Regions from separate parts of the Homo sapiens genome. Here region 1 is linked to region 2. A link is an interaction called in ENCODE POLR2A ChIA-PET data of the cell type or tissue named here. Cell type or tissue: PC-3. All regions are shown on one strand. Links, peaks and the distances in the headings refer to the core of each region. The heading gives the core; the rest is flanking DNA. Region 1 overlaps ISL1 (ISL LIM homeobox 1). Region 2 has its middle 55 kb from the start of LINC02118.

Evidence for each region. Peaks named below come from ENCODE experiments on the same cell type or tissue, not always from the same donor. Only the 100,000 strongest peaks of a DNase experiment are listed, where the experiment ranks them.
Region 1: POLR2A ChIA-PET joins it to region 2 with 7 read pairs; 2 of 35 experiments call an interaction of 5 or more read pairs at or near these places.

What each region holds. Positions count from the first base shown.
Region 1 is chr5:51,384,094-51,389,477 of GRCh38, forward strand. ISL1 (ISL LIM homeobox 1) reads left to right here. Exons shown (of 6, transcript NM_002202.3): 2 at 448-637; 3 at 3,397-3,656. Among named protein-coding and RNA genes, the nearest start is that of ISL1, 3.3 kb to the left of the region's middle. RefSeq lists enhancers at 1,064-1,592, 1,409-1,592. In PC-3, for the core only: no CTCF peak of the experiment used is centred there; no DNase peak of the experiment used is centred there; H3K4me3 peaks cover 3,879 bases; H3K27ac peaks cover 774 bases.
Region 2 is chr5:52,060,255-52,065,638 of GRCh38, forward strand. No RefSeq gene overlaps it. Among named protein-coding and RNA genes, the nearest start is that of LINC02118, 55 kb to the left of the region's middle. In PC-3, for the core only: no CTCF peak of the experiment used is centred there; no DNase peak of the experiment used is centred there.

The DNA of each region.
Region 1 (5,384 bases), core at 264-5,263, 680 kb before region 2:
TTGCTAACAATATCCAGTCCTGTGTGCTATTTAAGAGCGCGCTTCACGGAAAATATAGACATCCCTGCGTTCACTTAACGCTTCTAGTCAAAACCTTTTCTTTGACTTGACTTATCCATAATCTTTCCCAATGATTATAGCAAAGAGGAAGGGGGGGGGGAGAAATACAAAATGAGCGGGTTTGATTGCGTGCTAGGCGTACAAATGTAGACTATTCCAATCTGCATTTTACATATATTCCACCTCCTTTTAAAAATGAGTCAAGGTTTTGATGGCACATTTCAATTACCATCCCAAAGTGCAATGCTCTAAAAAAAAAAAAAAAGAAAGAAAGAAAGAAAGAAAAAAACCTCCCAGAGTACGCCCTATAAGAGAACGACACTAAAAGTGTGTTTATCTCTGTAGGAAGTAAACGGTTAGTCAATCATGTATTTATTTTCATTTCAGAAAAACGTCTGATTTCCCTATGTGTTGGTTGCGGCAATCAGATTCACGATCAGTATATTCTGAGGGTTTCTCCGGATTTGGAATGGCATGCGGCATGTTTGAAATGTGCGGAGTGTAATCAGTATTTGGACGAGAGCTGTACATGCTTTGTTAGGGATGGGAAAACCTACTGTAAAAGAGATTATATCAGGTATGGCATTTACACTTCTTTCTTAATTTTGTGGGATTTCCCTGAATCTCCCCACTCTTTATGTATTATTTGGTGTGGCTTTGTCTTTTTGTGAAGTTTGCCTCAGTGTAGTCATACAAGCCAAAGTTACCCTGTACATGTGTTAAAAAAATCAAGCTATGCTGTTCATTTCATTCTTTAGTTGAGAAAAACAAAAACCCTTAACAGTGGTATTCATAATTCCGGGGTATTGAGGCTTGTTTAATTACTCTTGGAGTTTATGATGCACAAATTATTTTCCTCTTTCACCCTCCCCCTTACAAAACAAAATTTTAAAAAGATGGAGAAGTTTGGATTTTTAGCTTTAAAATAGGGTTGATTTTTGTTGTATAGTGCAGTGTTCTGTTTGTTTTAGTCCTTTTTAAAATTAGTAGCTTACAAATTCTTTGGTGGCATCAATGCAATAGGTGAAATAAAAGTTTGACCGAAGCATGTTTAGAGATGTACTTTGAAAGAGCGAGTACAGGTATTGCTCCTTTTATTTTTGGGGTAAGACCTCCTTCTGAGAAAAATTTAAAACCAACCTAAATATTCCTTGGAAAAAACACCGGAAACTTAATCTTTTTAAATATTAACCCTTTGGTGACATCTAACTGTCTCTTCTTTCTTATCTTATCTGAGCTGATGAATTAGAGCAGATCAAATTGCCCATCATCTGTCTACGAACAATTGGTATATTTAGATAATTGAACAGCTTCCTTTCTCACATTAAAATCTGGTAACTGATAAAATGAGCGAATTGTCCAAATTGACAAGACTGAAACAACATAGGAACTTTCTGAGTTTGGTTTTGTTGTTTTGGAGAGTTTTTGTTTTTTTTTTCCTCCAATTTATTCTGCAACACGTTTTGCTAATCTCAAGTTTCCTCTGACTTGTGTGTATGTATCAGAAACTTTGTTTTCTGCCTTAGAAAGCCAGTAGTCTCTAAAGAAAATTGTATTCATTTTATTAACAAACAGAAGAGACATCAGCATCATTATTATGTTAAATAATAGCAAAATATCACTTTTTAAATGTCCGGTGGCTATTAACAAGTAATTAATTAGCTTTTGTTAGGCAAATGGTTTCTGGAGCTTGAGAACTTTTATTAAAGTTTAGTTAAGATTTAATATACAGTCACAGTTTGCTCCTGCTCACTTAGTATCCAGCATTTTTTTCTTCTTTTTTAAAAATCATGACACAGAGAGTATAATCTTGGTAGATAAAATTAACCTGGTTGGGGGAGGTTAATACTTCGGAGAGGGAGTGAAAGGAAGTAAGGGAAGTCGGGGTACAGGAAGGGGGAGGGATTTTCTAAATTGTTTGGTCACCGCCAAAGTCAAGTCTTCACCCTATGAAATGGAAGATCTCACATTGAGTAGGCGGAGGGAGGAAAAACTTTTGAGTCCACCTTCTAACCTCTGACAAATGAGCGTTTTCATTGTTTACTAGATTGGTGTGTAAACGCAAGATTCTAGAGAAGGAGAGCCCACTTCAGGAGTATCTTTACTGCTATGGAAATAGTATTTTGCTCAATTGCACACAGGCTTGCATGTGCCTAATTCTGGATACACACATGTGTAGAAGGAACTAATCATTTTTACCTTCTCTTCACTCTCTCTCAACTCTGTGTGTGTGTGTGTGTGTGTGTGTGTGTGTGTGTGTAATCTTGTAGTTGTAAAAGCAGAACAGACTGGACAGTTAGATTTCCACATCTCTCCTTGGAGAAGCAGGATGCCTCCTCCTGTTATGTGGATCTTTTCCTCTCTCTTCCATTCTTTCTGTTCGTAGGAATGCCCCAGCTTCTGTTATTCCTGAAAGATGGAGAAGGGGCCAGGGAAGTGCAGCCTAGATGGAACCTATAAAGATTGTCCCTTGGTAAGGAAAGGCCAGGAGTGAGAAAGACCTTAGAAGCGGGTCTTTGCATTTTTTTCATTCTGGTCATGGTTTTCAAGAAAATTGAAATGAGGTAGATGATTCAGCAACTTGAAAAAGATTGAGGGAACAGACGCAGATTTTTTTAAAAAAATAATAATACAAGGAAGAATGGAGAGGAAATTTTCTGTTAACATTGCTGCCTGAAGAAAATCTTTAGTTGGAGAAAGACTGGAAAGTACTTGTGCAAAAGGAGATGTGGAAACTCTCAGAGGTTTCATTTTGTTATTCTGCTTGTTTATTTGTGAGTGTTTGCAAACCGAGTGGGGTGACAATCCCCTTCTCCTACCTCCTTTTTTCTTGGAAGGAGGACTTTTTGTTGCAGTTTTAGACATTTCTAGCAGCAGAAATTGTGGGATAGGGAAGTGAAAGTGTTGGTGTCGGTGGCCACCAGAGTCTTTCTGGATTCCTTCCTGCCAAGATCTGCAAGATCAACACTGGGATTGATTGCTAGAGCAGCAGCCCGAGTTTGGAACCCATCAATACATTTTCTGTGGTACAAGCTAGGTGTTTTGAGCTAAGAGTTACCAACTAAGACAGAGGTTCATCGGAAAGGAAACGGGAGTAAAAGAAAGGGAGGAGGGAGGGAGGGGAAAAGAGAGATGGGGGAAGGAAGAGAGACAGGGAAGGAGAGAGCAGGGTTTCATTTCTGTCCTTCTGTTTCCAACTTCTGTTTGGAAATGCTGTTTACTTGGGGCGTCTTGCCCGGGATCTTGGGCCAGGGAAGTGCCGGCCTGAAGTGACCCCCTCTTCCTGTACTTCTCTCCCCGCTCTGGGCCGCCTCCGCTCCCCCCTCCCCCGCACAGGTTGTACGGGATCAAATGCGCCAAGTGCAGCATCGGCTTCAGCAAGAACGACTTCGTGATGCGTGCCCGCTCCAAGGTGTATCACATCGAGTGTTTCCGCTGTGTGGCCTGCAGCCGCCAGCTCATCCCTGGGGACGAATTTGCGCTTCGGGAGGACGGTCTCTTCTGCCGAGCAGACCACGATGTGGTGGAGAGGGCCAGTCTAGGCGCTGGCGACCCGCTCAGTCCCCTGCATCCAGCGCGGCCACTGCAAATGGCAGGTACTCCTCTGCCCGGCTCGGGTAGGCAGGCGCCAGGTTAAGCCAGCCTGTGTGCCAGCGGCCACAACAACTATGGTAGCTACAGGGGTGGTCGTAGTGTTTGCCTGCAGTTAAATGAAGTGTTCTGTATGCAATTTGCGCTGTGCTCTGCTCCTTTGCAGCAAGGTTCAATGCACTCACTGTCTCCCTTGATTCCCCGAGCACACCTACACCGTCTGTGTGTCTCTATATGGTTACACATAAATGTACACCACTTGTGTACACGTGTATACACACGCCCAAACATTACTTCCAGTTCGCTCTGGCCTCCAAACCTTGGCTTGCTGAAAACGGGCTTCAGCTCCCAGCCAGGTATTCTCCTGCTGCCTAATTAAAGGGGCGGAGCCCCGGGTCCCTGGAGCTTCATCCTTTAACCCAATGAAGGAAGCTTAGGTGGCCTGAAGTCATTTAGTCTCCCAAATCCTTTTTCCTTGTGAGTTGCTTCACACTCGAAATTTTTTTTTTAATTTTTTTATCTTTCTGTGAGAGAACAGGACTGAAAAGATACAGTTTTAAAAACTGCAGGCCATTGCACAGAGTTGTAATATAAAACTGTCAACAAGCTTATCTGCAGTAATTGCCTTTTAAAGGGAGCCTGCTTCTTTAAATCATTCATTCTATATGATTTGGTGAGAATTTCATCTTCAGGCCCATGGTTGTAGCTCTAAATTGACCCCATAGGTGTTGGCCTGACCCTAGGGGGTTGTAGAAGGTGCAGGATTTGTATCATGTAGATAAGAGGACTCATTCCCAAGGAAGAGGAGTGGAAACACAGCAAGGTTGGCCGGGACCAAAGCAGTGGGTTAGAAGGTGGACAGTGTTTCCAAACCTGACTTCCTGCCATGAATAGATCTACCCCTTTGCAGTTTTAAAGTATCAATTCCCACTAAACACTGAAGGTGAGGAAACTATAGCCCTCCCTTACCCTTCTGCCTTCTGGCAGCTCTAAGAATTCTGTTCAGGGGGATTTGTGACTAGTTTGCACCGGGGCACGGCTGGGGTGGTGCTCCTGTTCAGTGGAGCCTGCACTCTGCTTGTGGGGAAGCACAGAGGAAGCTAAAATACCGAGAGGGAGGCGGGGGACATCTCCCAGCCACCGTTTATCTAGAGCCTAGGCAGCTCAACAGAGTTTCCGTTTTCCACTGCTTGGGATCAGCCCATCTCAGGAACATCCATGTATTACCTTAGATTTAATACTAAGAGCAGGGATTGGAGATATGGCAGAAATAGCGAATCTCTTCAGCCCCTTCACATGACTGTCCTCTCGGACTGAAGTTCAAGGCGTTCTGGCAGAGTTCTCGACCTTCCCCTTGCAGAAGTCCCTGCTGGTGTAGTATTTATGGCTGTCACTGAAGTGCTCTGCGTTCCTTTCCCTGGTACCCTCTGTGGCCTTGGCCCAAGAGAAAATTCTGATCCTGGAGAGGGTGGTAATCAATGTAACTGGGGCCCAGTCTGGGCACAAGGAAAGGTGAGAATGGAGGAGAAACAGTGCTGAAAAATGCCACCCCTGCTGTGAACAGGGGGACAGACTTTGAGACCTGCTTCCCTTGGCTAACACTTTGTTGACACGAGGAGGGGCGAGTGCTGCGTTTCAGGCCGGGATTACTCAGCAAAGACCTCTGCAGATTAGAGAGGAAGATTTTATTCTCCCTTTCACCCTCTTCGCCCCCACCTCTGCCGCCCCCTGCT
Region 2 (5,384 bases), core at 111-5,110:
AAAATTGAAGAAACAATTTTTTAAATAAGTAGAACAGTTATTCTCAAGCTATTTTATAAAGTATAGATATTATAAAAAGTGGCATTAGCCTGAGAATAGATAAACCCAGTAGGGAAATTGGTCAATAAATTATACTAGTAATATTATGGAATGCTGAGTAGCAGTAAAATTTTAAAACATAAAACCTTATACCATCAATAAAATTTTTCTAAGCCTCTTAAAACTACAAAGTTGCAAGATAAAGTAGTGTAAAAATCATATAATGGCGTATTTATAATTAATGCCAAATTCTCCTCAAAGACCACTGGAAAATCTGTAGGGATCAAGCATCAAATTGAATTCATTAGAAACTTGCCACTGATCAGATGAATTTATTCACATGAAATTCTGGAGTAACTTGAGTACTTGGGTTTTAGAAAGTTTTATCATGCAGGATTAGGCCACGGGGTACTTAATTTCAGACAAGGATTATTAGGAACAATTCTGCCCAGACAGGGCTTGTATAGAGTTGGCAACTAGGAGAATTTCATTGGTCCAGTAGAGAGGTGAGACTGGGCAAAATTGTCCATGTTTGCACATTTTATACAGTTTGTCAATGAACTTGTTTTTCTGCGGTACATGGAACAAACACAGAAGATTCACCTGGTTATATGGACATATGTATACTGTTCTCCAGAAAACTAATAATCGTGTTTGATACACAGAAAGAAAAGTAATCCTAAATTAAACCTCAAACTGAGACAATTTTTAATGTATTTCAAACATGATTACTAGCATCAAGGAAAACAACTCATATCTGACCTGTTTTCTTTGTCAATGTAAAAATATCTTGGAAATGTTTACCAATAAATGACATCATTCACAAGCAGAACTGACATGAAATAGAATTCTAATCCAACCCACGAAAACATTATGAACATTGTCTTTTTAAAAGATTATTTATCACTTATTTGAAATACAAAGTTTATGCCTGTGTAAGAGTAAAATTATTCTCAACCTTCATAAACTCTTTTATTTTGTTAGGGATATTGCTGATGGTCTCTAGTGGTTTTTTGTTGTTGTTGCTGTTGTTCTTGTTGTTTATTTGTTTTTTGGGTTAAGTCTGTGAATCTCAATGAGGATACTCATAAAATGTTTCTCCATTAGTTAATTTCATGGCACACTGCAGAATGGTGAATATTACTAAGCTTGCAGAAGTGTGCTCAGAATGTAAATAACAACCCACACACAGGTGCCAGAGACCTTTCACTCTCAAGCTTACCTTTTCACACTTCCTCCCTTCCTCCTTTTCTCATTCACTGTAGCAAAGACTGCTAATGTGAGGAACAAGTGAATCCATCAGACTGTCAAGGAAACTATGAATGTGAAGAATTTTAACACAATCAATGACTTGATGAATCTCAAAATGCAGTCAAATGAAGAGTTCAGAGCAAGTATGATCTTGGGACTAGAGAGTATAGTAGAAAGGGTTAGTGCAATCACTCTCTCCCTGTTATATCACTGATACATGTAAGAATTAAATAAAAATAAAAATTCAGTCTGTATACTAGTCATGGAACCAGAAGCCTGGGCTAAATTTAGAATGTCCAGGGTGACAGATTCCTGCACTTAGCATGAATAATACCTAGCTCACAAAGTAAGGAGCTGCAAAAGTATTTTTAAAAACCTACTTTAAAATCAAAGAAGATTTATTATAAGGAAATAGACAATATTTTATGTTTAAAATAGGAGAATGCTAAATATTGTTAAAATGTCAGTTCTTCTAAACTTCATCTGTAGGTTCAACACAATCCCAATTAAAATTCCAGCAATTTATTTTGTAAATATCAACAAACTGATTTGAAAGTCTATATGGAAAGACAGAAGTCCCAAAATAGCCAACATGGTTTTGAAGGGGAAAATTAAAGTTAGAGAACTGGCACTCCCTAACTTCAAGACTCCTAGAAGACAACATGGGAGAAAATCTAGGTGGCCTTGGGTTTGGCAATGAGCATTTAGAGAAAACACTAAAATCACTGTAGTGTGATGGGCCCCTGACTAGCTTATTTACAGATGTGTGTCCTTTGCCTGAACCTTGAAGGCTATACAGTGAACCAAGGCAATGGTGCCCAGGTATGGACAGGTGTCCCTGAGAACCTAAACATCCTGGAGAGTATCTGAGAACCTACCAAGGAAAACAGTTTCATTGTTCAAACACAATGAACAAAGAGCCAGAAAATTAGCTCAAAAACAGTTTAGAGAAGGGAGGTGGCATAGACGTCTAGAGCTGTCCTACCATTATCCAGGAGTGCCCTATATGTAAGTCCTAATAAACTCATCTACTCATCAAACCAGACTTACCCAAGCCATTCTTTGATCTCTCAGCACCTTTCCAGTTTGGGGAAGGAGGGGACATTACAATTCTAAGTTGTTCTCATAACAAACACGATCCATAAAAGAAAAAAAAATGACGAGTTAGAATTTATTAAAATTAAAACCTGTTCCATAAAAGGAGACTGAGAGAAAGTTTTTGCAAAATATACATCTGCTAAAGGACTTATACACAAAGAACTATTAAAATTCAACAATAAGAAAATGAATAACCGAATTAAAATATTAAATATAAGAACAGACACCTTATATATAAGACACCTTATACATATATATTTTCTATGTTTTTTATATATATATATATATATATATATATATACACACACACAAAATAAACTTATGAAAAGATATTCATCTTATGTCATCAGGAAAGAGCAAGTTAAAAGAACAAAGAGATACCACTACGTTCCTATTTGAATGACTAAAATCCAAAACACTAACAATATTAAATGTTGGTGAGGATGTTATGCAGCAGGTACTCTCATTCATTGCTCGTGGGAACGCAAAATGGTACAATCACATTGTAAGACAGTTTAAAAGTTTCTTACAAAACTAAACATACCTTTACCATACAGTCTAGCAATCGTGTTCCTTGGTATTTACCCAAATGAGGTGAAAACTTCTATTCACATAAAAACCTTCATGTCAAAGTTTATAGCAGTTTTATTCATAGCTGCCAAACGTGGAAGCAACCAAGATGCCAATCAATAAGTGAATGGATAAACTGTGTTACATCTATACAATGGAATGTTATTCAGTAATAAAAAGAAATGAGTCATCAGGCCACACAAAAGACATAAAGGAACTTTAAATTCATATTACTAAGCTTGAAAAACAATGTACTATATAATTCCAATTATATGACATTCTGGGAAAGGCAAGACCGGAAACATCAGTGGTTGCAAGGGGCTCAGGAAAAGAGAGCGAAGGCATGACAAACAGGTGGAACACAGGAGAGTTTTCAGTCCCTGAAATTATTCTGGGTGATCCTGTAATGGTGAGTATATGCCATACATTGGTCAAAACACATAGAATGTATAAAACAACGAATGAGCCTTAGCGTAAACTATGCAGGAGAGGAGAAAAGAAGAATATATGGGAATTCTCTATACTCTCCGCTCAATTTTTCTGTAAACCTAAAAGTAGTCTAAAAAATAAAGTCTCTTAATTAAAAATTTTAAACAATCCCACTCAAAGAAATAGTAAAAGGGGAATCCTTTACTTATGTCCAGGGCTCAAGAGCAGGATATTTTCCTAGAAGCTTCCTGGCTGATGTGCTCTTACCTTCTACTGGTAAAATTTGTGTCAAATACCAAATTATATACCTGGTAACTTGATATGGTTTGGTCCTGTTTCCCCACCCAAATCTCATCTCAAATTGTAATCCCCAAGTGTCGGAGGAGGGGCCTGGTAGAAGTTCACTGGATCATGGGGGCAGATTTCCCCCTTGCAGTTCTCATGATACTGAGTGAGTTCTCACGAGATCTGATGGTTTAAAAGTATGTGGCACTTCCCATTCTCTCTCCCTCTCCTGCTTCACCATGGTAAGATGCGCTTACTTCCCCTTTGCCTTCTGCCATAATCATAAGTCTCCTGGGGCCTGCCAGTCATGATTCCTTTTGAGCTTGTAGAGTTGTGAGTCAATTAAACCTGTTTTCTTCATAAATTACCCAGTCTCAGGTAGTTCTTTATGGCAGTGTGAGAACAGACTAATAGACAAAGGTAATGAAAATGTCATTGTTGATTTAGCCTAAGCCGAATTTTCCCTCTGGATCTCAGAAGGGGCCCTGGGGTATGTCTGTTTTGTGGGTAACCAACAGTGTCTGCTACAAATTGGGATGTTTGAAATACAGCTAAACCCTATAGGCTTCCAACATTCTGGCCAATTAGGATGATAAAAATAGAGAAGTTATAATAGAACATATAAATAGTATTTTTTTTACTCTTTAGATAATCATGTAAAGACATATCAACAAAGAACCTAAAAGACTGCTTTTAAAAAATAGCATATAAACTTTTGAACTCAGTTTGATTGATCAGGGAACAATTAACAACATGCATTTGTCTATACTCACATGCATACACACTGATTCAAAAAATTATTCAAATAAAGCTATGTGTTCAGGAATATTTAGTATACTAAAATAGAAAAATGAAATGGTATCAGGAAGTCTGTAATGTAGTTTATGTTGTTCAAATCATGTGGGTACAAAAAATCTGAGCTGACATATTTAGCAGCTTCTAATACTAAATACTCAAATACTATGATTGAAATATATAAAAAAAATGGCAGTTCCAAAATGTCAATGAAAATAATAAAATGAGATTATTCTGTATTCCCAAAAGAAAGAAACCAGTGCCTAAAGGAGGCATGGAAAGGACTCATTGCTCATTTCCCACTGCCTTAGCTGAAATTAGACTCTGAAAGTAGGGGGTTCCTAAAGGTTGTTGATTTTGGTCAATGGTTCCAGAGATCTGGACTAGGTAACTGATAATGAATCAATAAAAGGATACATTGTTGAGTGGTCAAAAATCTGTGCAACTGAGACCATTCTGTAGGGACCTTTTAATAAGCCCAGAGCATATCATAGATTAATCACTAGATAATAAAAGTTGAAGAACATTTTACGTCTGCCTCCTGCCCCAGTAATCAAGGGTGCCTTATAAGTCCCTTTTACCCCCAGGTTGCACATGAATGACTACTAAGCCTGTTCCCATAAGCATGCAACACCAGTTTCAGAGGTAGCCTGATTCTGAAAGTGAGAGGCAAGTAGTTGAGAAAAGGAGCTGTGAGGTTATACCTATGCAAATCTGATTGCCACAAAAATGATAGGACTAAACATTGACTAAGAATAGGGCATAAGAGATAGCTAACATACGTACCAAGAGGATACATTGTGCATTTGTTATTTCTTATTGTTGTATAACACATGACTATAAATGCAGTGAATTAAAACATCACCTGTTTATTAGTTCATAGTTCTGTAGGTAAGAAGTACACATGGACTTAACCA